Regions from separate parts of the Mus musculus genome. Here region 2 is linked to region 1. The links are chromatin loops, found by intact Hi-C in ENCODE. Cell type or tissue: left cerebral cortex. All regions are shown on one strand. Each heading gives the region's core, and the rest is flanking DNA. Links, peaks and the distances in the headings are about the cores only. Region 1 overlaps Vwa2 (von Willebrand factor A domain containing 2). Region 2 overlaps Nhlrc2 (NHL repeat containing 2).

Evidence for each region. Hi-C counts contacts between places; a loop is a spot of excess contacts. Peaks named below come from ENCODE experiments on the same cell type or tissue, not always from the same donor. Only the 100,000 strongest peaks of a DNase experiment are listed, where the experiment ranks them.
Region 2: a loop joins it to region 1, with 5 times the contacts of the local background. A loop is called at or near these places in 6 of 42 quality-filtered maps.

Annotation. Positions count from the first base shown.
Region 1 is chr19:56,903,574-56,915,979 of GRCm38, reverse strand. It overlaps Vwa2 (von Willebrand factor A domain containing 2), which reads right to left. Exons shown (of 14, transcript NM_172840.2): 10 at 10,394-10,501; 11 at 9,018-9,590; 12 at 6,597-7,148; 13 at 6,165-6,290; 14 at 3,902-5,365. The coding sequence ends at 5,235. Afap1l2 (actin filament associated protein 1-like 2) reads left to right here. Exons shown (of 19, transcript NM_001177797.1): 16 at 153-308; 17 at 1,417-1,610; 18 at 1,727-1,855; 19 at 2,572-3,626. The coding sequence ends at 2,598. Among named protein-coding and RNA genes, the nearest start is that of Vwa2, 35 kb to the right of the region's middle. In left cerebral cortex, for the core only: a CTCF peak has its summit at 7,361 (motif pointing right); a DNase peak (open chromatin) is centred at 7,339.
Region 2 is chr19:56,558,608-56,571,013 of GRCm38, reverse strand. Nhlrc2 (NHL repeat containing 2) reads right to left here. Exons shown (of 11, transcript NM_025811.3): 3 at 143-598. Among named protein-coding and RNA genes, the nearest start is that of Nhlrc2, 17 kb to the right of the region's middle. In left cerebral cortex, for the core only: CTCF peaks have their summits at 4,763 (motif pointing left) and 5,514 (motif pointing left); DNase peaks (open chromatin) are centred at 4,762, 5,514, 7,341 and 8,580; H3K27ac peaks cover 3,074 bases.

The DNA.
Region 1 (12,406 bases), core at 2,700-10,699:
ACAGAGGTGAGGGAACCTGCCCTGGACCACCCCAACAACAAAAGTGAGGGACACATCCCACCCCATCACTGTAGGGCTGGCATCCAGCATGGGTGTTCCCCATGCCTCACCCATCCCTGCTGACACAAGCCGGTTCCTTCTCTGGTCTGTAGAGATCAAACTTGGGAAGAATCGGACAGAGGCGGAAGTAAAGCGGTACACGGAGGAGAAGGAGAGGCTGGAGAGGAGCAAGGAGGAGATCCGAGGGCACCTGGCTCAGCTCCGCAGAGAGAAGCGGGAGCTCAAAGAGACCCTGTTGAGATGCACAGGTAGGGGGCCTCTGCATGGAGGGCCAGGGTGGAACTTTGTCTCACTCAACACACACGGGCTTTGAGAGGGAATGAACCTGGATTTGTCATCTACCTCTGGATCCTTTGGCCTGAGTCCCCTCACCCTCACTCAGAAATGACCCTCTTCTTCTGGTCCTGTCTGAGGCTGTCTCTGCCTGGATCCATGAAACAGGGTCAACAGCACCAGCAGGTACTTAGGTTGTTCTCAGGTTGACGATCTGGGTCAGCTGACTGGTCTGCCAAGGCACCTCTATGCTAACCACGCCTGCAGTGCACTTCTTAATTTCCAGGCTCTGGTCTTAGGTGCACAAAGTCGGAGAGGAGAGCTTCCAGGTGATTTTCCAGTCTCAGCCGGCTCAGGCTCATGGGAGGTTTCCTAGCAACTGACCTCTGAGGCCTCTCAGAATTACTTGACCTGGATCTCATTTGATATTTAAATCACAGAGTTGCACTAGCGAGCACAACCAGCCTAACAGGTTTGGGGACAAATCCGACAGGTTCCTGGGAAGCTATGGCATGGCAATCAAAGGAAGACCTTAGGGACAGTCTCTCTACTTTTCAGTTGTCGGGATAGAGTCCATTTGTCTAGCAGTGAACCCATTTAATGTGCACAGGGCAGTGGGTTTTTAATATATATTCAGTTAGCAGTTTCACTGGTGACTTCTCCATTCTTATGACAAAAATACCATGACCAAGGTGATTTATAAAAGAAAGGATGTAAGGTGGGGCTCATAGTTCTGGAGAGGTTGAGTCCATGATAGTGAGTCATGGTGGGGAGATTGTGTCAGCCAGCAGGCAGGCACTGGAGAGGTAGCTGAGAGCTCAAAGTTGAGACAGAACCACAAAGCACAGAGAGCATTCTAACCGAGAATGACTGACGCACCCTCTCTCCAGAAAGGCCACACCTTCTCTCCAGCGGGGCCACACCTCCTAATCCTTCCCAAACAGTTCCACCTTCTGGAGACCAAGCATTCAAACATAGGAGCCCATGGACGTCATTCTCACTCAGACTACCACGTCATAATTTGTTTCTTGAACCCCAGAGAAACCTTCCTCTACCCAGCATGGTTCTCTATCCTCTCTACAGATAAGGGGGTCCTGGCCAAGCTGGAGCAGACACTGAAGAAAATAGACGAGGAATGCCGGATGGAGGAGAGCAGGCGTGTGGACCTTGAGCTCAGCATCATGGAGGTGAAGGACAACCTGAAGAAGGCAGAGGCTGGGCCCGTGACCCTGGGCACCACTGTGGATACCACGCACCTGGACAACATGAGCCCTCGTGTGAGTGCTGGGCTCTGGAGGGCCTGTGAGCTCTACACGGGGCCTCCTGGCACAGGGTGGTAGAGGTGGGTTTTATATACATAGTAATTTGACCCAGTCCTTGTTCTCCTTCTCAGCCACAGCCCAAAGCTGCCACCCCCAACCCCCCACCAGACTCCACGCCAGTCAACTCTGCATCTGTGCTCAAGAACAGGCCTCTTTCCGTCATGGTCACAGGCAAAGGCACTGTCCTGCAGAAAGCCAAGGTGAGTGGCCTCTCTTCAGCTGCAGATGAAGCCTTGTGGCTTTTGCACTAGCTCTGAGTGAGAGATATGCTCTCAGCAGAATGCCACTTGTGGCCCGGCCCGGGCTTTACCACTGATTAACCAGGAAAGTGCTTATATTTACCAAGTGTTCTTCCCAGTGAGCCTGAGGGCACCCCCACCCACGACCTCCCCACCACTCAGGAGTAGATTCCAGGGACAGGCTGTGACTGAAATGTTTCCAACCCAAAAGGTTTCTAACATCAAAACCAGAGAAGCCAGTGACAAAAGGCTCAATAAAGTAGAAACAGGACCTAACCCCATGACATAGTTTCTCCCCGAGGGCAAAAGGAGAAGGCTCTTTAATCTGTAACTCAGTACAGTAAGAAACTCGAGTGGAGTGACGTGTTGGCTTTGACAAGCTCTGCTCTTTGTTCCTGTCCTGTGCAGATGCTGAAAAAGTCAGACACCCCCACCCTCACCAATGATGAACTATTAAATCCATTTAATTGCATACGCCTCTACTGCCTCACCCCTGCAGACATCACTAATCAATCACAGCATTCGGCTGTGCTCCTCCTAGGGATGAGGCTAGCTCTGTTGGTAACTGCTTTGGAGCGACGTTAATTTTTCTTACCCTTTTCTACATACATGGCGGTAGATACAGTGGATAACTTTCTTTTGGGGGTGGGGTGGGGTGCTTTGTGTCTGTACTGTAGGAATGGGAGAAGAAAGGAGCCAGTTAGGAGACAAGAATTGCCTAAAGACTCTTATGTGACTGTGGACCTTGGTGACAATCCTGCTCTGGACAAGTCTTCAATAAAACAGCAACTCTGAGGAAAGGTGAGTCTGTTTACAAGACAAAGCAAGGGATGAGGCGCTCGCTGCAAACGGAGCTTCGGTTAAGAGAAGGCCCTGTCTCCTCCTCAAGCCAAAGGGATCCCAGCAGCAGCATCGTGGTGGCATCTTTGGAGTCGAAATCTACTGGCTGTCAATGAGACAATGTACCTTCCCTTTTCTTTTTAAAGATTTCATCCATCACTCAACTGTTTTACCAAGATTTTTCAGGTGTGAAAAAATGACCACATTGCTTCTGGTTATGAGAAAAATCTAAATTCCTGACCCCCTTATCTTTCATCCTGTATTTGGCAATGTTGAGGTTTAAATCATGCATTGTCTTCATGTTTGCCCAAATTGGGTGGGCTCCATGTGGTCTCTGATGGTCTTAAAGAACATTAGAACCCTGTAATCAGTAGAAGAGGGACATATTGGGAACCAAGCCAAGGCACTGACCCCCTTGGGGTCACTAAGGACTTCCCCCCAGTCCAGGAAAACTTTAAACAATGCTGTATTATATAGGGGGAAAATTCCTGTGTTTACAGACTGTCCTGTGGCCAGGCCACTTTTAAGAGTTGGTCAATTACCTCTTCATTACCATTGTAAAGATGTTTTAAATTTCTGGTCCCCTTGCAAGGAAAACAGCCGTGAATTAGCCTGTCTAGTCTGTCAGACTGGCAGCCAGTGCTGTCTTTATGTGCTGTCTCTCTGGGACAGCACTAGCACAAGTTGATACATTTCATCTGTTACCTGCCCCATTTCTGAGCATTTGGAACTAGTTACCTAACACTGGTTTCTGAAGGCTAAATGTTTTTACGCATATATTATTGTCTTTCTAATCCCAGGGCATTTATTTCCTGTATCATAAACACTTGGTGACCTTTATCAAGTGGTGAGTTAGAATTTTTTTTTTAAATAAAATGTTCATTGTATTTTGGGTTTCCCTTGTATTTCATGGCATGGGGCAAAGGTCTTGATTTTTTTACACACTGATATATACTATAAAAACTGGCAGAGCCACATAGGGAAGCCTAGTAAGAGACTTTCAGGCTCCTTAACCCAGTAACCTGAAAGAGAGCATTGATTGTGTAACTAACAAGGTTCCACACACAGGCAATTGAAAGCCAGACCTCGGGAGGTCAAACAGGCTCCTTAGCAGTTCTTAGGAGAAAAGAACCATACCAATTTGTAGAAGCCTGCCTAGGCAAACGATTAAGGACATAAATGTTTTATTTTATGTTTAAAAACCATCAAGACCAAATTCTGACTCCTTGAACATGGTACTGACAACCCAGAGTAAAGTAGAATATAACAGACCAGGACAGGAGTTTACAGGAAGGTACTGTGACTACAGCTGCACGGGTGTTTGGGAAGTCCTGGTGTTCCACGAAGACATCAGCACTATTCTGCTGTGACAATGTCTACATATTGGTTCGATGATTGAAATATAACAATACGTAAAGTTTACATCCCCAGTGTATAAATGTGAAGGAAGAAAATGTGGGTCAGAGACGGGGAGAGCATCCTGCAGACGTGGAGTAGCACCTCAGCCAGCCAGCCTGGCACACAGAACACAAACAGAGTTTACAGCATTGGCTGCACAAAGATACACACCCTTACCAATGCTTCTCATCTCCCAGAGCGCTACACATGGCTTCTTCTGAAAACCCAGCTTCAAACAGCACAAGAAAGGGGCAGGGTGGGGAAGGGGTGTGGGGGGAGACTGATGTGTTAGCGCTGCAGTTAAGTACCTAGTTTCCCAAAGATATTCCAAAGAAGCCTCGTTGCCAGCGGATACAGTCCTGATGGACGAACAACCAACCAATCTGTCTTGAGACATTACCGAGTGGGCGTGAGATGCACATTAAAACAGAGCAGCACAGTAAGCTTTGAAAGCAAACCTCCTGGGCAACCCCTCATCCCTCCCTTGCTGAGTTTGAGAAGTCTGCCCATCATTGCCACCACTAAGAGGAGGGCAGCACTCACTGCCACTCTCTCCTGAGTAATCTCTGAAAGGAAGCCCCTCTGGAGGCCGTTGCTCAGCGCCCAGACCAATCGTACACGGCTGTTCACACATGTCCCTCCCCTACGTGCAAACTGAGTAATTGGTCAAATGGCTGTCTGAGACCTTCCCAGGTCTCTCCCACACACAGATCTGGTCACCAGAAAACGTCACAAATGACACATAATCCCTTTGCAAATGAAATCCACAGGAGCTGTCTTTTGGAACAGGGAGAAACCCACTTTTTGCACCAATCACCAGGCGGTGAGCTCTGACAGAGTCTTCTTCAAAGCGCTACCACCTCAGGAACATCTGTCTAGCATCTGTGATGACCCTCAAGCAGGTCGTCAGATCTCTCTGGCCTGCCTCTTATCCTCAGGAAAAATGACAGGCAGCTTACCTCAGCAAGGTACAAACGGATTCAGGGGATAAATGCTGACGCAGTAGTCGTTCCCAACATCACCATAGCGACAGCTGCTACTGTCCCAAGCAGTGTCCCCTGTGGCAGAGCTGGAAGCTGATGCTCCAGGGCCCCCGGGAGATTTACTTGGCGGAGGACAGGGCCTTTCCGATTCTAAGATGCTTGGGAGCTTGCTGCGAGGGGGTTGGCCCTTGTAGTCCTGCAGGCTCTTGGTGGAAGCTACGTGCCATGGGGGCATCTCCTCTCAAGATGCCTAGGAAGGAAAGTGAATTCTGAGGGTGTCTGAGTCTTCGCCTCAGCAGGTAGCTACTTTGTGTCCTTTTTACAAGTCCATCCCCAAGTGAAAGGTATCAGATCAGTTTCCCACCCACCTGCCCCCACCTCCTCCTTGGCCACTGGAAGCCAGTGTGTACCAAGGGCTGAAAAGCCATGTCTTCTTGTCTTGATTTCTGCCTGATCTAAGGAGGCCCCAGTCTGTTACTTGTGTCTCCTTAAAGCAACTTTCTTCCCAAAGCCCTATTATCTCACCCCCCTCCAGCAGGCTGTTCCGCTCAGTCACTACAGATATTCAAGAAAGAATGGCCACTAGCTGCCATAATGTGTCTACCCATCTACACATCTCTGGCCTCACATCCTGTGACACTGTTACTGGTGCAGTGTTATGTTGCTAACCAAGGCCCACCTCCCCGCTGTCATGGCTATTTGCAATGCACGGAACTCCCAATGTAACATTCTAATAGTCCCAATAGTAATGGTATTGCAATAGTGACATTCTAATGCTCTATACTGTTACACTGCTCACTCTGTCTCCTCCCTAAAATGGAAGCTTCATAAGGGCAGATTATCTCTCTTATCCATCAGCCTGTATCTCCTACTCTAAACAAAACAAAACAAACAAAAACGGTCTGAGATATGTAAGACCCTTCCAAGTGTTTCATAGGGGAGTGAATAAATGATTAAATAACCCAACCTGCCTCCTGCTGAGTCTGTAGAACTCAGCAGGACTAAGGAGACCACCCCCATCTGTGCTTGAACAGTAGGGATCCACTCACGGTTCTCACAGTGGGGGCCTTCCCAGCCACCCCGGCACTCGCATCGGTAACTGCCGTTCTTCAGGACACAGGTGCCTTCATTCATGCATGGGCTCGGCTTGCAGAGGTTGACTGGCAGCCTGGCTTCTACAAAGGAGAATGTGCCCAGGTCTGGGTCAGACCCAAAACCCCTGTTCTAAGCAAGCTCAGCTCAATCTTACAGTCTGTGGGGCTGGGTTAACCTCTCAGTGTCACCCATGGACCTGCAGCAACAGCTTAGCACATGGTCGGTAACACTGGAGAAGTTTGTGGAGTTGTAGGGTTTAGCTCATAAGCTCACACACAGCCAAGTGGGGACTAGGGAGCTGTCCTCCTTATAGTAACATGTGTGAAGGTCAGGCAAAGGTCCTGTCTCAAGAGGGCCCTAACAGATGTGTTCTTATCCCCACTCACCTCTACATAGCCACTCGATGAGCATGTCCTGATGGTACGGAAGGTCTGTGTAAGCTGCCACATGGATCAGGGAGTCGCGTGGACCGGCAAGCCTCCGTACTGCCTCCCTGAGGACGGCTCCCACGCTCATAACCAAGACTGAGATGCCATTGCCTCTCAGCTTCTGGGCAGGGACAGCTGCATCTTCTGCCCCACTCCCGCCTGTGAGCATCACCACGGCCTTGGGGACACCGGGGCGGGCACCCCTCTGGACCGTCATCACCTTGTCCTCAATGTGCAGCAAGGCTGTACCAGCAGAACCCACACCCCCTAGGTAGGGAGCCTGGCTCATGGCCCGCAACACGGCAGCCCGGGTGGGATGGGTGTCTAGCCCGAAGGCAGTCTGCACCCGGCTGCCATATACCACCAGGCCAACCTGTGTCACATCAGGATTCACATCAAACCGGAGGGTGCATTTCCTGATGAAGCTCTGCATTTGGGCAAAGTTCTCACGTCCCACAGAGGCAGAGGCATCCAACAGGAAGACCAGGTCCAGTGACTGTGCCTGGCAGCCTGGAGGAGCAAGCAAAATAGGTCCCTTGTCTAGATCTGGCTGGTACAGCAGGGCTGTTCTGGGCTGGACAGAGTCCAGGCCAGCCAGTGTGCTGACTGCCCATGTAGCATCCACCCTCCTTACAATCACACTTCATCCTTCCTTAGAATATAGACATGAATACAAGTGGCTGCCCTGATGACATTCCCAGCTTCCTGCTGAGAATGGCCACTAGGGGGTGGCCGTGCTGTAGTCCCAATCGAAGGGAATGTAGTTTCTAAGCTTGAAACTATAAATTCTAACGTGTCAGTGGGAGCTGCTTGACCTCAGCCTCCCTCCCTCATCTTTTTTTTAAATCCTTGCTGGCTTAGAAATGGTGACCTTGGGCCGCAGCTCTGAAGCCATGCGAAGCCAGGTCACTCACCTTTGATCTTTGAAAGAAGGACCCAGCATATGGGATTTTGAAGGCCCTAACAGCAGCAGGTGCGGCTGTACTTTCGCCTGCCTCCTTACATCACGCAGTGCCTGCCCACTGTGCACAGGGCTCTGCTATTATATCAAATAGGCTGATACCTGCCATCTATGGAGTGGTGATTTAGGACATATGGGTAGGAAATGAACACAAATGTGGAATAGAGCCAGCAACACCATGGGAAAGAAGGGGCTAAAGGGACAGCAAGACAAGATGTGACTAGGAAGGTGCTCAGGGAACCCTGGGGAGGAGAGAGGTGAAGCTAACTGGCAGGCAGGATGCTTCTTAGCAGGGAGGCAGCTTCCTCAGTCTTCCAGTGTGTGCGAGAGCAGCAGCCAGACAGGAAGTACTCAGAAGCTGGTGGAAGGGGCTCGGGTTTCTTTCAGCCACATGGAGAGCCACTGGGATGGTTTAAATACGGAGTCAAAGGGTCTGGTGGTCTGATAATGTTAGCTTTTAAAAACCACACTGGACACAAGGAAAATAGAGAACCTGCCACAACCCCCTGGGGAGACAGGCCTGCTAACTCCCCTGTGAGGGCAATTTCTGGCGTTGGGAACAGGAAGACATCAAGTAAAAGCTAAGGAAATCTGAGCAAAGGTAGACTGTACTAAGTAACAATGTATCGATTTTGGTTTGTTAAATGCAACAATGACCTATCCTAATGGATGGATACATAATGGAACTCTCTGCAATTGGCAAGTCCGTTATATATATATATCTGCCATAGGAGACTGGCCTAGAGGACAGGATACAAGGGGCATGACAAGCCTCATCACCATTTTACAGAAGGGGGACTCTCACCTCTGGGGACCATCGCCAGTAACGCGGTTTGGGGATGCTAAGTCCCACATGAGGCTCTTCCACTTAGCTCCCCAGGGAAGCACTGAAGTGCCCTCTTACCGATGTGTTCCAGCTCTGACATCTCGGGTACTAGCCCAGCCGCTGCATGGCCCTGCTTAGTCCCAGGGCTACCATTTCCCCACTGAGTGCTGCTCACAAGCTCAGCCTCATAGGAAAGGAAACAGAATGAGCAGAGAAGTAGAGAAGGTATCACAGCATGTTCGCTTTGGTTGTGTTCGAGTGTGCAGCAACAAGTGTGTGTGTGCATGTGTACATGTGTGTGTTCTAAGAATACACGTCTCTGACTCAGAACTCCTTAAGACTAATAACAATGATCAAGTGTGATTAGTAACAGTACCTATAATCAGGTGCACGCTTAGACATGCTGAGTGTACTTGCTTAGGCTTGTCTTATCTGGTCCTCACAAGAAGTCCCCACAGAGTTCTACACTCAGGCCCCGATCCTAGTTCCCAGCACAGGCACTGAAGGAAAGAATGGCTGGTGGTGCCAAGAAGACAGACAGACGGACCTGTCTACTGACAAGCCAGCCCTAGGTTAGGCTGCAGAGTTTTACCTGGCCGTGGCTGGCTGCATAGCCTCCTCTGCAGCTCTGGGATTTGGCTGAACAGGTCCTGAGGGTCTGTGTGGACCATCACATGCTTCGGGCTACCGGTGATCTTCACCAGCTCCGCCTGCAGGATCTCACTGCCCACGCCCAGGAGGAGTAGCTCCCGAGCCCTTGCGTGAGCTGCTGGCCCAGACACCTCATCCTGGGAGCGTGATTCAGTGAGCAGAACTACTACTCTGCGTGGCCTGTCCTGACCAGTCCTGCTGGCACTCCCAAAGCCGTGCTCTGCCACCTGGAGCAAGGCACTCCCGGTTAGGGTCGGGCCACCGCTGAAGGGAATGCTGTCAAGGCTCCTGATCAGGTCCGGCACATGCTGGTACTCCCCGACGGGCACCGCCACCATTAGATTCCTGCCATAACTGGCTATCCCAACGCGGGCTCGGGAGTCCTCCCTCAGCACGGCCTGCACAAAGCGCTTGACAAAGGCCTTGGCCCTCCGGAAGCCCCCCAATGTGGTGCCTGCAGAACTGTCCAGCAGGAAGAGGACATCGATTCTGCATTCCAGGCTCAGCTTCGGGGCTGTTGGAATCACAGTGATACGCACTGTCACCTGGGGCCGCTGCAGTGTGCAGACCAACCCCACTCTAGATATCTTTAAGCCACTTCAAGCACAAGAAACCTCCCAGAAAGATGCTGGAGCAGAGGGACTCAAGCCCCTAAGTATCCAGTGCTTGCCAGAGACTCGGATGTAGAATGCTTCCTGCCACCTTGCTGAGGGACACAGTCCAAGTGCTTTGTATAAAGCAGAATGAGTTTAGCCTCCAACTTTATTTCCCACTGTCCTTGAGGTCCGAGATGTCTTTGCCAGCTTTTAAGATCACAGAGACACGCTCCTATATTTCTTTTAGAAGCATCCCTAGGTTTGACGTATATACGATTTACTTTTCCTATATGGATTTCCAATGAAGGCACCGCACACATGTGTAAGTCACTTACCGAGTGTGCTGGGCGCTGTGCTAAGTACTTTACATAACCACAGCTCCCCATAAGCCGAGGCTTATAGAATCTTCACTGCATGGATTTAAAATCAAAAGAAGTTAGGCCTTCTTGCTCCTTTTCCTCAGAAGGGGTGAAACAAGCCATAGATATGCTCAGACATTAGGCAGCAGCTATGTGACAGCTCTGCCGGGTGCCACTATTTGGATTAACAGAGTGTCTGAGGCCGCACCAAATGACAGATCAGTGGGCTATGGGGAAAGAAGGTGGGTTGATATTCTATCCATTGCTTTCTACTCAGCAGGGAGCAGGGGACAACAGGAAGCATGAACCCAGGCCTCGCCTGCTCCCAGTGAGTCAGTCTGGGGAATCCCAAGTATACATACCACAGTTGACTTCCCCTCCGAATGCCAGTGGGCAGAGACAGTGGTACCTATCCACACCTTCTGGAATGCACGTGCCTCCATTTTGGCAGGGCTGGGAGTCACAGGGGCCTACCAGAGAGATACCCGTTAAAAGCCAAGATGACAGGCAGAGAGGGCAGAGTACAGACTGAAGGTTGCTCCGGTGTTGTGCTCACACCATCTGGTAGGGAAAGCAGCAAAGCTCTCACAGCGAATACTCAGAGGAGGGACTCCGTGCAGCTGGAAGACCTTGGTAGGGCCCGTGCCAATTGGGTCCAATGGGTCCATGTTGCTGTGCTCCCTCTGTGGTATCAGGATGCTGGCCATCATTATCCAAGGCTTCTGAGAAGGCCCAGAGGGGCCCAGGGTTGCCATAACGACTGACTTGTGTTTTACCTGAGTTTTCTAAGGATGATGACCTCCATAGCAACAAGGCGAGGGCATGGCTGTGGGCCGAAGGGCCCCTCTCTTTGTTCAAAATCGACCTGGGGTTGCCTAAGGCTCCTGCCTCATGGCACAGAGAGCCATGAGCTTTTACGCCGGGCAGTCAGGCAGCCCAGTGATGAACGTAGCCACCTCTGCCTCTGTGGCCATCTTAATTCATTTTCCCAAGCTCTGTCCTCCTCACACTTCTCCCACAATCAGCGGACACAAAGGAATCTGTGGGACCACCTGGTATGAAGCAAACGCTCTGGAGAGAGGCTAAGACATTTGCTTTTGAATGTGCACTGCATAGTGTGGGTGATGCCTCCTCAAGGCTGGTGTGAAACACAGGAAAGCCAGCAAACGCCAAAGCAAGGCCCTTCTGAAGTGTCTGGCCGATGGTACCCTGTAGCCACGAACTGCTCGAGTTCCCTGCTCCTTATCATTTATTAAAATGAAGTTTAACACCCTCCCCATGGTCTTCCTCCCAAAGTCACAAAGAACACAAAGTATCTTTTTGCACTTGTGCAAGCTTACAGAATAGCTAGCTCAGAGTGTCACCATTAGGACCGGCAAGCATTTTTTCTTCAAAACACCAGCATATTACCATTTACTAGCCACATTACTGTGATTAAAGATAGTCTGATCAGCTGATACTAGCAGCTTGAGCATCATGGGGAATTCTCGGGGGGGGGGGGGCTCAGGAACTATAGCCACAGGATCTACAGAGGCCTTTGACTAAGTATCAGCCATGGGGATGAGGGCTGTGTTAACCACAAAGCAAGGTTCCATTCTATCCTCCCTCGTAGCCACCCTAAGAACGGAGACAGGAAGCAGGAAGTCTCACTGAGGTCAGGTGACAGGCCAGGTGACTGGTCAGGGCAGAGCAGGGACTCAAGCTCAGGTCTCAGGGTCCTCATTTTCTGAACAGCCATGGCCTCTGAATTAGTTTCTCCTTCATATCAGGGACCAGTAATGGGGGCTTCAGTACTTGGAAAGGATGTGTCCAGGGGCTTGCCTGTCCCAGGCTTGCATCCCTTGCTCCCTGCCTGGAAATGCTCCTTCCCTCACTGGGGGAGGTGGCAAACCCAGAAAAAGACAAACACCACACAGGGTGGTTTGTGCTTGCAGGACAGTGGGAGGGCAATGAGGGCGCCCTGGGGACCCTGGTGTATGGTGCTTAATAGTGTTGATAATTCTTCCTGCTTGGGAATAATAAAGGGATCTCAGTAGGATCCCATGAATGAGGCTACCGTGCACAGTGGCAGAGAGAAGCTGTAGACCGCAGGCAAATGTAACTCCACTTGACCACGGTGAAAACGCTCAGGCATCTCCCCAGGTTTAACATTAGACATAAGGCATCCATGAAGTTGTTCCTCGGTGTGTTTCTCACCCACAAAAAGCACATTGGTTAATGGGGTAATTCCAAAGCCACCAGTCCACCCGCAGCAAAGTTATACCATTGAGCAGATGGAGGGAAAGAATAACAGAAGCACTCTTTGGCCAAACACCCACCCCTCCTGCCCTGGGATTAACCCCAACCCCACATCTGCTCAGGACTCTCAGGGTCCC
Region 2 (12,406 bases), core at 1,895-9,894, 340 kb after region 1:
ACACAGACTAAATAACAAAATAACTCGGTGATAAAGTCACAGGGCAATTCGGGCTGCCTTTGTATATACACTTGAGCTATTTTTAAACCGGAAAGATATGACAGACTCATCAATAAACAGCATGAGCAGGAGCAAACCTTACCTCCAATGCTGCTCTGAATGCGCCCATTCTTCTGGATGACCAAGATCCTATGGTGCCCTGTGTCTGCCACCACAAGTCGACCAGTAGCATGGTCCACTGCTACTTTGCCAGGGAACAGCAATGGTGAAGGTGGCAGAGACTCTTTGAAGAGTTTTATTCCAATTTTTCCATCTCTGATCTGTCCCCTGTCTTTGTAATACTTTAAAGCAATAGACGTATATGAAAATAGTTTATCTCTGTGTCCCTCTCCAATCAAAGAAAACAGCAGGTTTCCACGGGGTCCCAGTATGACCAGTGTTGGCCAGCAAGAGACTTCAAGCTCCTGCCAAAGGCTGGCATCTGCATCGTTAACCACAGGGTGGGTGATGTTGTATCTGAGGACAGCACTCTTGATGTTGTCCAGGACCTTCTCATTGGGAAACTTAGCCGAGTGAACACCGACAATCAGAAGGCCATCTGAAAAGGGGATGTGCATGTTAGACATTAGGAAAATCTGAAAATAATTATCCATACACTAGAGCTCGCTTATTAATATAAAAAACCTATAGATTAAAAAAACAACTAGATTAATGTATTTAATTGTATTTAAAGAAGTATATACAAAACTAATCAATCTAAATCTCAGACAATCTTGATTTTAACATAAACACAGGATCACATTCATGGGTAGGATTAGAACTCTACATTTTCAGGTAAAACTTTTAAAGAAAATGGAAGGACTCAACCAAGGGAGGCGCACCACAGAAGGTAGGGCCAGTGTTACCAAGGTAAAAGCTCTGCTGTCAGCTGAAGCCACTCGAGTGGCTAACACTCCAACTGAAACCCCACTGCATTCTGGTCAGAGAACCAGGGAAGCCAGAGTGTGGAGAAACAGTGAAAATACTATTGTCTCAACTCACATGTCTCCAAACTACACATACATAAGGCAAGACCAACAATGCATAGCAAATTCTGAGCACTAAGAACTGAATTACTGAGTAGAGAAGATGGGCAGAGGGGCTGGAGGGGTGGTGCAGTGGTTAGGAGCTTACTTCTCTCATAGAGGACATAGGTTGGGTACCTGGCACTTATATGGTGACTCACAACCATCTGCAACTCCAGGTTCAGAGTATTCAGTGCTCTCTTCTTGTCTTGGAAGCATTGCATTCATGTGGTGTGCGTGCGCACACACACGCGCGCACACACACACAGTCACATACACACACACACACACACACACACACACACACACACACACACACACGACCAATGCGCATACATTAAAAATAAATATATTTTTAAATTTAATTTTATTTGTAATTCATTTTTTACACTCCATATTCCATTCCCCCCATCCACACTCCAACTGTTCCACATCCCACACCTCCTCCCCACCCCCATCCCCCATCTCCACATGGATGCCCCCACCCTCATCCCCCATCTCCACATGGATGCCCCCACCCCCATCCCCCATCTCCACATGGATGCCCCCACCCCCACTCCACCTGACCTCTAAACTCCCTGAGGCCTTCAGTCTCTTGAGGATTTGGTGTTTCATCTCTGAATGAACACAGACCTGGAAGCCCTCTACTGTATGTGTGTTGGGGGCCTCGTATCAGGTGGTGTATACTGTCTGTTTGGTGGTCCAGTGTTTGAGAGATCTCCGGGGTCCAGATTAATTAAGACTGCTGGTCCTTCTACAAAATCTCCCTTCTCCTCAGCTTCTTTCAGCCTTCCCTAATTCAACAACAGGGGTTATTACTTCTGTCCATTGGTTGGGTGCAAATAACTACATCTGACTCTTTCAGCTGCTTGTTGGGTCTTTCAGAGGGCAGACATGCTAGGTCCCTTTTTGTGAGTGCTCCATAGCCTCACTAATAGTGTCAGGCCTTGGGACCACCCCTTGAGCTGGATCCCACTTTGGGCCTATTGCTGGACCTTCTTTTCCTCAGGTTCCTCTCCATTTCCACCCCTGTAATTCTTTCAGACAGAAACAATTATGGGTCAGAGGTGTGACTGTGGAATGGCAACCCCATCCCTCACTTGATGTCCTGTCTTCCTGCTGGAGGTGGGCCCTATAAGATGGGAACTTATAATCAGAAGTAACCGTGCTAAATGTCTACTAAAACAAAACTAAATTTATCTATCAGGACTTCAATAGAACCCAAGTTCCACATATCACAAAGTTCCAATATCTTGTATATAGTCTGAAATTACTGTATACAATGTATACAACTGTATACTATATACAATGTCTTATATATAACCTGAAACCAGTGCCCAGTCATTCAGAGTCACAGTAAGATCCTGCCTTAAACAAACACCATAAAGAAGGGTATATGATTAATCATCAAAGGAAAAATAAACAAGATATTGATGCCAAAATAATTTCAATCAGCAGAGACTTGAAGCAGCTATAAAATCATGTTTCATTAAGTAAAAGAAAAATACAAATGAAATGAATGAAAAGACAGGAAATATAAGCAAACAGATAAGACCATAAAAGAAAAACTAAATGAAGATGTCAGAGCTGAAAACACCTACTTGAAACGAAGAAACTGAATGAGCTCACTAGCAAACTGGTGGCAGAGGAAAAGGCCAGGAGCCCTGAGGTAACATCAGAGAAAGGACACTGGGAGACTGAGTGAAAAGAGACACTTCTTCAGGCAACTTGGGATCAGCTTAGAGCATCTAAGGAGTTACAAGAATCCAAAAGGAAAAGAGAAGAAATCAGGGCAAAACAAACATTGATTAATGCCTAATGTTCTCATTCTAGCTAAGGAATTAGTATACGTAACTTCAGGCCAGCATAGCATCTAAGACCCAACAGAGGAAAACATGCCTTGACAGCTCACGATCAAACTGCTGAGAAGCAACAACTAAACAACCAAGGATATCTTGGAAAATCCTGAGGAGCAGATAGATGCCTGGGAAGTGGAAGGGTAGGAGTGGGCAGAAGTGGGAAGGATTTGAGACTTTGGCCAAACTGCTCACCTTTTATCAGTTTTCTCACTTGTGGGATGGGGAAACATCATGAATGACTCCCTAGGTTAAGTGAATTAAGGGACAATCTGTGTAAGGAATTTAACAGTACTCAGTACAACAGTGAACTCTCACCCAATTTAACCATAAATTAAAAAAAAAAAAACCTCTAAATTTCAAAAGAAATTAGCAATATCACTCTTCACAATTATGTCCCATAGGGAAACATGCGGGATGTAATCTATATACATAATACAGTACATTACTCACATGAGTAAATATGCAGACATGCATGGGGTCATCTAGTTATAGGAGGCTGGATTATATTCCGTATGAGACACAGCTGAAGGGAGTAAGCCAGGCTAGACACAAAGGACACACAAAGCCTCAGCAGACTCAGAAGGGACCCCAGGGAACCCCAGCTTCTCTACCCTATGGTCCAGAAATGTGTTGCTCCACAATAAAGAGCACTTGCTAGTCACATTAAATAAAGCAGAGCCTACAAGGATTCTAGTTTGTCCTTCTTTCCTTTGTCTTTCTGTATCCATGGCTCCATCTGCCACTGAGATACTAAACAGAAGCAACAGCCCCTTGCAGACTGGTCAGTCAGCTCCTACAGTAAGTCCTCATTCTTTGTTACTTTGATCAGCTCCATTTTTTTCAGAACAAACCCTGGCCATCAAATACACCTCTACTTACAGTGTAGTTTTGATCTCAGCTCCGATCTGTACACAGGACATCCTTATCTGTCCAGGGCAGCTTTCCTACTCAGCCAGAACGAGACGAGAGCTCCCCTGTGGGACATCCATGCACACGTGCAGCACACGCCCTCTGAATCCTTCACCTTCCTCACTGCTTGCTATAGCCTTGATGCTTGGAGAGGGAATGGGTACCATACCTGGTTTGTATACCTTCAGGGTGCTGAAACGTGGCTTTATGTGGCCTGGCTTTTCAATCTATTGGGACAACTCCAGTAAGTTTAATGCACATGCTTTTGTGAGTCTGGAGCTCGTAAGACGTTTTTGGTTTGGTCTGTAATTTTAACAGTTTTATTAAGCTGTTCTTTGGACTTTTCTGGGTTAATAGTCCCTGGTATCTTATAGGCCCTTTTAAGATGAAGAGTGAAGGGTTGTTTTGTTTTGTTTTTTTCCCTATTTAGGTTTCTTTTTCTATTCTAATTTCAGGTATTAGTTTGGGTGGTTGGCTTTTCCTGAGGTTCTCCCAGTAGTCCCACGCTGCACCTCCTTCTCTTGTCTTCTGAGTCGCTCACTCTCTCCCTGCACTGTTGGTCTTCTGGGGCTCAGCCTCACCCACTAGAGCTCTCTGCCTCCCTCGACTTCGCTGCAGTCTCGACTCCATCGTTACACGCAGTCATCCTCCCTTCTACATCCTGTCGTTCAGACTTCGTTTCTAATACAATCTTGAAGTCAATCAATACCCATTTCTTCTTTTCTTTTTAATTTTAGTATTTCTGATCCAACTTGGTTTTCATTTGTCTTAAGTGTTGTTTGAAGATATTACTCCAAAAAGGAACACAGTTGTTAAGTCTGTGACTCTCAGTGAGGATGTCCACACACTCTCTTTCCTGTAGTTCTGCATGGCTATGACCACCTTATCATCCTATAAACCAGGTTCCTAGCCTGAGAGCTCCCTCTTCTGACAGCTCTGCTCTCTGTGCAGTTTCATTTATGGACACCACTCATGGAGGAGGTGCTGGCTGTAATTCTCCTTCCTTCATACTGGATCCTAAACTTTCCCTTTCATTTCCTTCTTTCGCTTTGGGGCCGAATCTAAGAGGAACCACACCCTGCTTGTGTATTTGATGTTTGTCCCAAAGCAGACTTCTCTACGCTTTCCATCCTCGTCCTTCCTGAACATTTAAGGTAAGCTAGAACTAGGGCATCCAAACCTGTGCTAACATTTTAAGCTTGGTATTGGGGATTTCTTACTAGGACCTATTTGTGCTCTAAGTCTTCAGAATTACTCCTACTTTTTTTTTTCCTTTTTTTCAAAACTGTTGCATTTTATTTTTTCTTTAACATTTTTCACACAATGTATTTTTATTATGTTTTCCCTTCCTCTAATTACTCCCACCACTCTACCTACTCAATTTTACATTCTTTCTCAAAATATAGACAAAAAACAAAACACCCAAAACAGAAAAGCAGTAAGAGGGAAAAAAGGAGAAAACAAACAAACAAAATGAAACAAAAAGCCCACGAATAAACAAACTAGCAAACCAACCAGGAGTTGGTTTTGTGTTTGCCAAGCACTTGACTTGTTCTTCTGGTGCTGGTTAAGCTGCCTCTGTCCCTGTCTTCAGCTTGCATCAGGAGCACCTTTAACTAGAGCTTAGTTTATGTCTTGATGGCCACGTGATGTGAGGGCCATGGTGCTCCATCTGGTGGTGCTGTGAGATGCAGAGTCAAATACGGTTGTTTGTTTGGGAGTCAGGGGAAGACTTTAAAGCATGTGTATTAGGTACCCTTCTCGTTGCTATGACAAAATCGTCAACAAGAAGAGACTTGAAGAAGGGTTTGCTGTGGCTCGCAGTCTGAGGGTCCAGTGTGCCACTGCAGGAAAATCCTGCTGACAGGAGTGGGAGGCATCCAGCTGTGAAGCAAAGAGCACCAAATACTGGTGTCCTGCAAGGTTATAATTCAGTAATTCATGAGGAACCCTAATTCATGGGGAACCCAGCCTCATGGGATGCTGCCCCTCAAAGTTAAGGAGTGTTTCCTCACTTCAGTTGTGCTAATATGGATAATCCCTGAGGCGTGCCCTGACTGGTCTGCTAGATAATCCCACATCCTGTCTATCAAGTTGACGAAATTAAATCTTACAGGTGGCTTCCATTTTCCTTCAGGCCTGGAAACAACACAGATACATTTTGTTTAACATCATGTGTATAACTTACATAAAGTAAGTCTTCCATATTTTGTTGGTTGATTAAATAACTGTAATCAAGTCTAAAAATGAGTCTCTTAATGAAGAAATGCTATAAGTATCAATAAATGCTAAATATAAATGCTGTAAGTGTAAGGCACAAGGCAAAGATAACTGCTAGCTCTACTACTACTTGACAAAGAGGTGAGGTACAGATAGGGAGACAGCAAACACAATTACACAAGAGAATTACTCAAAGACATTAGAATTACAAATACCTGCATGTAATGTGATATAATTAGTATGCCAGAAAAATCCTTGAGATTCAATTAAAAAGATTTAGCAACTTTGAACATAAAATTAATACTTCAAAATAGCCTTCATAGAGGCAAACAATAACCAATTATCAACTTAATAGAAAAAAAGGGTACATGTATGATAAACTGCTATGTTACATCTATAGAATGATGTTTAGATAGGTAAATGTTAACACAGTGCTGAAGCAGTCTCTCTGTCTCTCTGCCTTTCTCTCTCTCTCTCTCTCTCTGAAGCAGTAGGAATAGTCTCTCTGTCTCTCTGCCTCTCTCTCTCTCTCTCTCTCTCTCTCTCTCTCTCTCTGTGTGTGTGCTTGTAGAAATGTAAGTGAACATGGCTCTAGAATGCGGAATTTAGAAATATGCAGCAAAATGACTTTTACTCTCATTTCTAGGAAATGACCCTTAATTAGTCCACCATTATGTGAAAACCTATCCCTCCACAAAATTAGTCATTGTAACTACTGAGCCAACCTTAGAGCCAACATACAGGAAAATGGTTGAATTACACTGTATATACACTGTGAACTATTATGCACAAAATGTACACCACTTTCTAGTTAAGAGAAAAAGTAGTAAGAAATGAAATAAAGTACAAGGCAGAAGCAGGTAAAGAAATAAATAGGTGCACGAATGATCAACCTTTCCATTTCACTGTGAAAGCCATGTTGTTATATATCCACTCCACACACACCTGGATGTATGTGCGCGCACACGCGCACGCACGTGTGCACACACACACACACACACAGACACACACACGCGTGCACACACACATACAGGCACACATACACTCACACACAAAAAGGCTACAAAGATGGCAAGGGTGCTAAAATGAAATACAAACAGCAACAATGAATTCCCTGCCCTTCAAATGAACACAGTAACTTCTGTGGGAGGCAGGTGGAAAGACTAGCCTCCATAATTGTTTAAGTCTTTGAGAGGGACTAAACTAAAACCAAAGACAGCTCAGGAATCATGAGCTCCTTGGAGAAACGGTAACTTTGGGGATGGGCTGTGAAAGCGCAGGAGGAACTAGAAATATTCTGGTGTGAGAAGGAAGTACTCCAAAAACAGCAAGAGCACAGGAGGCGGCTGGTGGGCAAGGCACTGGGTAGATCTGGGACAGTGCAAACACTGGAATAAATAACAGTAATGATTCAAAAGTCACCAAATTCAAGGAGGAACCCACAACTTAAGCCCACTTGTTTCTGCATGTTATATAGATGTAATAATATTAATCAAAGTAGATGGTGGCTATTTCCTACTTACCTTCCACCTAATCAATATATCTCAATATTTTCCCAAAGAAATGATGAAGGGGTGACACCTCAATGATGAGAAGTTAAAATGAGGCAGAGAGTGGTGAAGGAGATTCAGGGAGAGAAACCAGCACATACAAAGACGACGGAAGTTTGAGACAGTAAGAATAAATACCCAGAAATGGTCGGCCTTCAAAGCCATGGTCAGAATTTACACCTTATTCTACATGCAATTGAAGTTATATGGAGACTGAAAGGCAAGTATCAAAGATACTTCAAACTAACCTCATGAGCTTCCCCTCCAAATCTGCACTTTCTCTCGTGCTTTGTTATAGAACTGCATTATTATACATCCAACTATATAAGCAAGAACTCAAGATACAGAGTCTCTGTAATAACCCATGGGCAGCCTTCATCATCCATGTTTAACTCATGACCAAGCCCTATTGATCTTAACCCCTACAACTTGTTCAGTCTGTACCCATCTGTAGAGAGCATGAGAGCCTTGTGCTCACAGATAAGCACCAGGGAAAGCAGGGATGTTAGACAGGCTGGATTGTCTCCTCAGGGGGAATGTCTACTTGCTTCTACACAGAAGGCTGGGAGGAGATGCAGTTAGCAGCCTGGTGATCTGTGCTACCTATAGGGCCAGGCCACATACGAACTCCCCAGATCCTTCCTCCCTAGACCTTTATCGTGAACATTGTTCCTCGGTCAACAGAACCCATTCTATTGCACGTGTACTTTATAACTTGGTAACCACCTTGTTATCTGTATGACTGGGATACACCAGGTTCTCCCCTAGGCCCTTAAGCTGTAGAACTCATCTTTATGGAAGAGGTCACATGTACTTTACAAAACAGTTCTAATGCAGTCACGCCTTAAGCTTTATTGTTCACGTGGGATTGAGTCAGTTGTTACCAGGAAGCATTTATTTAAAACCGTTCTGTATTTGAATATGTCTAAAATAAAGTGTCCAGTATCAGACTCTAGAATCTGAACCAACACCGGCAAAGTCTTGCTGAGCTGATTTCCATCTTGCCGCATGCACATCATTACCTGCTGACCCTGGTATTTGCAGATTGCCACACCTGTCTTATCCATAATGAGTTATCTCCCTAAAAGTCAGACTGAACTCTTAAAAACACACAACTATGACTGTATCACTATCTTGCAAAAAATCCTTCACTGTTCTTAATATGAAGATCAAGTCTCATTCCAGCAGCAGCTCTGCGGGACTCAAAAGGCAGTCTGTGTTCTGGTCGGCGGAGGCTTACCCTGGAGACCCAGCAGGAAACTCTACAAGAGATGGGACAGGGAGCCACCTTCCCAGACACAAACGCCTGACACCATGAGTCCTCAACTCCACAATCTGGTGACTATCAGTCATGTAGACAATGTCCCGAGCTCCTGGTATTCTGGCTAGACTCCACCCCTACAGTTAACCTGGCAATAACCAGGTATGCTCCTCCCCAGTTACCTGGCAACAGCAAGGTAGCCCAGCCCACTATAAAAGGGGCTGCTTGGCCCCTCTTCTCTCTCTTAAGCTCTTATCTGTTACTCTCATTTTTCCGCTCTCTTTCTCTCCCTCCCTTCTCCTCTCTCTCCATGGGGTCATGGCCAGCCTCTCCTTTTCTTTTTCTTTTTCTCTCTTTTTCTTTCTCAAACCATGGAACATTTCTGCTCACCAAGACCCTCTGTGTTAGAACAATGAAAGAGGCCTTCCCCTAAAGAGCCATCTCCCACAGGAAGGCCTCCTAGTGTTTCCAGCCACCAGACTGGACCAAAGACTCTCACCCAAGGGGAACAGCCCAGCGCCCTTTTATCCCCCTGCCCCCTTCTCCTTTCGGCCCCCGGACTGACCGAGCTGCCCCTGGGGCCCTCACTTTGTTCTCAGCTCTTCTGCGACACACAGTAGCATCTGGGATGTCCAAGACTGAGAACCTGTTGTCTCTGGGCCAGCCCAGAGATCTTGGACTGTTCCCTCTCTACCCCCCGGGGACTGGGGTTACCGGCTTCCCACAGCCAGACACCCACTCTGGTGGCACAGAGAGCGCATGGTAGTAGTACCCCGCATCTACCCACCCAGAGCCCCAAAGCTCTGGCACGAGGCAGGTCTCCCACCCCCTTATTTCCCCACAATCAGTGCCCCACACAACTCCGTATCGTTTGCGGCTCCCAAGGTGCTGTAGCTTCCTTCGGTTCCTCAGTATATCCTTACAGTAGCCCTCTTCTCCCATCTTTCCATGGTTCTAAGCATCTAAAATCAACCATAGTCTAAAGTTATGGAATAGGAAATCACAGAAGTCAATTATTCATGTTTTAGACCACACACCCTCCTGAGTAGTGCAGTGTGATATCAGCCCACTGCAGCCCACCTCGTGTCTATCATCCCCCTTTCAAGGTGATCATGTTGAATACACTACCCACATTAGCCACCTAGTCGTTGTATTAGTTGTGTTCAAGTAACCAACACTCTGTATGGCCCTAAAGCTCAGGAACAGTAATGCTAGCAATTTATGTTTCTCAATAAAGAAGCCATATATTTTTTTCTTTTTCTTTTTTTCAGTGAAAAGGTGAGAGATTCTGACTTAAGGAATGAAAATAAAATCTATGGTAAGAATGCATATTTATTCATCATCCATCAAGACAGAAAAAGAAACCTGTGCTAGTCTTGCTATTATATCTCAAATTGCAAATATTACTTAAGGCCATAATCTGATACGCACTTACTAATAAAAAAGGGGGCCTCATAGGTTATTACAGAGAGTGAGCAATATCCACAAGGCTTTGGATATACGCCTTACAGGTCAAGGGCACTAGTATGTAAGAAGCAGAATGAAGATGACTATATATATCACACAGTCCAAATACTGATTCATATATAGACAAGTATCAAATATCTCTTCTCATTTTTTAGCTCTGAGTCTTAGAATATACACCTATTTTTCTTGAACTAGTTTGCTTTTTCTATTAGCTGGGTCATAACAAGTACAATGAGAAGGTTCTTCCCTCTGCAACTCCAACATAAGAATCAGAACATGAAGACCAAGAAGGAACAGGAGAGGAAAGCAAAGAGGAGTGGGAAGACAGCAATGGAAGGAGGAAAGGAGAGGGACAACTTCCAAAGCCTTAGCAAACATGTAACTTCTAAACAAATCATTCCAAAAGCCTGGAAGAAAAGTGTGCTGGTTTCTATGAGAATGGTCCCCACAGGCTCAAATATTTGGATTTTTAGTCACCAGAGAATGGGACTGTTTGGGAAGCACTAGAAGGATTAGGAGGTGGGGCCTTGCTGGAGAAGGTGTGTCACACCAGGCTCAGTGTCTCTGTTTCTGCCGGAGGCATATGGATTACGATGTAGATCCCTCAGCTACAGCTTTAGCACCACACCTGTCAGTTTACTGCCATGGTGATCATGGATAAAGTCTCGAAAACTGTAAACAAGACCCCCATTCAATGACTTTTTTTTTTAAATATAGGAGTTACTTTGGTCATAGTGTGTCTCTTCACAGCAATAGAACAGTATAAGACAGAAAGATAAACACATACAAAATCAATTGAATTCATTGCAACAGAAAGTGTTTAGCAGTAGTCCACACAATAGTCTAATTTGTGAACTAAAACTATTTGAAGGCTTTTTGAATACATTTTAAAAAGTAAAACCTGTGCCCTAAGTGGCAAGCATAACTTTATAAAAAGGAGAGAAACCATCTCAGGCACAGGGACATTACAGTGTCACATTACATGTAGTATACATTACAGTATTAAAAAGCATGAGAAAGGTATGAGAAAAGGCTAAACTGGCAGTGTTGCTGTTCAAGCAGAAGATCTGAGTTCAGATCTAACACCCAAGTAAAAAGTAGGACACAACGGAGGCAGGTCCACAGCCACAGCGGAGGAGAGAGAGATGGAGGCAGGCTGACACAACAGCTCCACTGCCACAGCAGGAGAAATGGAGGCAGGCTGACCCCAGCGACTCTGGCCAGACAGTCCAGCCAATCTGTGAGCACCAGCTTTACCAAGAGCCCTGCCCCAACAAATGAGGAGAGAGGCTGAGGGAGATTCCTGAGGTCAACCTCTGGCCTCCACACACATACACCCAGGCACGCCCTGCCACCACCATGCAAAACTACCACAGATGACCTGGGGCAAAGCTAGGCAGGCTGAAACAAGGGGAAGAAGGGTCCCATGGGCAGAAGACACTGGACAATAGGTACTTGTACTTAAAGTAGTAGAAATACTGAAATCAAGACCACTAAAGATTAAGTTGAAGCAGAGACCAGAAGCAAAACAGAAAGAAAAAAAAAATCGTTAGGCTCTTGATCAGACTAAACCCCTGAAAACATGCCATAAAATGACCAATATTTTCACAGGAGCTCACCTATTTAAGAACACAGACTGATAACTAGATGGGTTGTAGGATAAGAGAAGAAAATGTAAACTACATACAGATAAGAGTTAACTAGGAGACCCTACCGTCTGAAGGGCCTCTGTGTAAAGGCTCTCGCCCGGCACCTGGATGTGGAAAGGTTCCCACCACTCGAGACACCACAGGTGGAGTGGCTCACCACGGCTACACTGTGTATAAGTCATGTGATTCATGCTGAACAAGCATGTCCTTGGGAGTCTGATGTTCTGGAATATGCCACAGAAAAGAAGCTGCCCCCATAAGCACCTCTGCTAAAAACATGTGAGATGAACTTAAGTGGTGGGAGGTTCCCTAGGTGACTGTGTGCCAAATGTGTCTCTGTCCACGCTGGAGGAGGTGCGCGCTTGGTGTCTCCACCAAGAGAGGACTGGCACCCTGCATCTGGTCTCCCCACACCGCTCCTGAACAG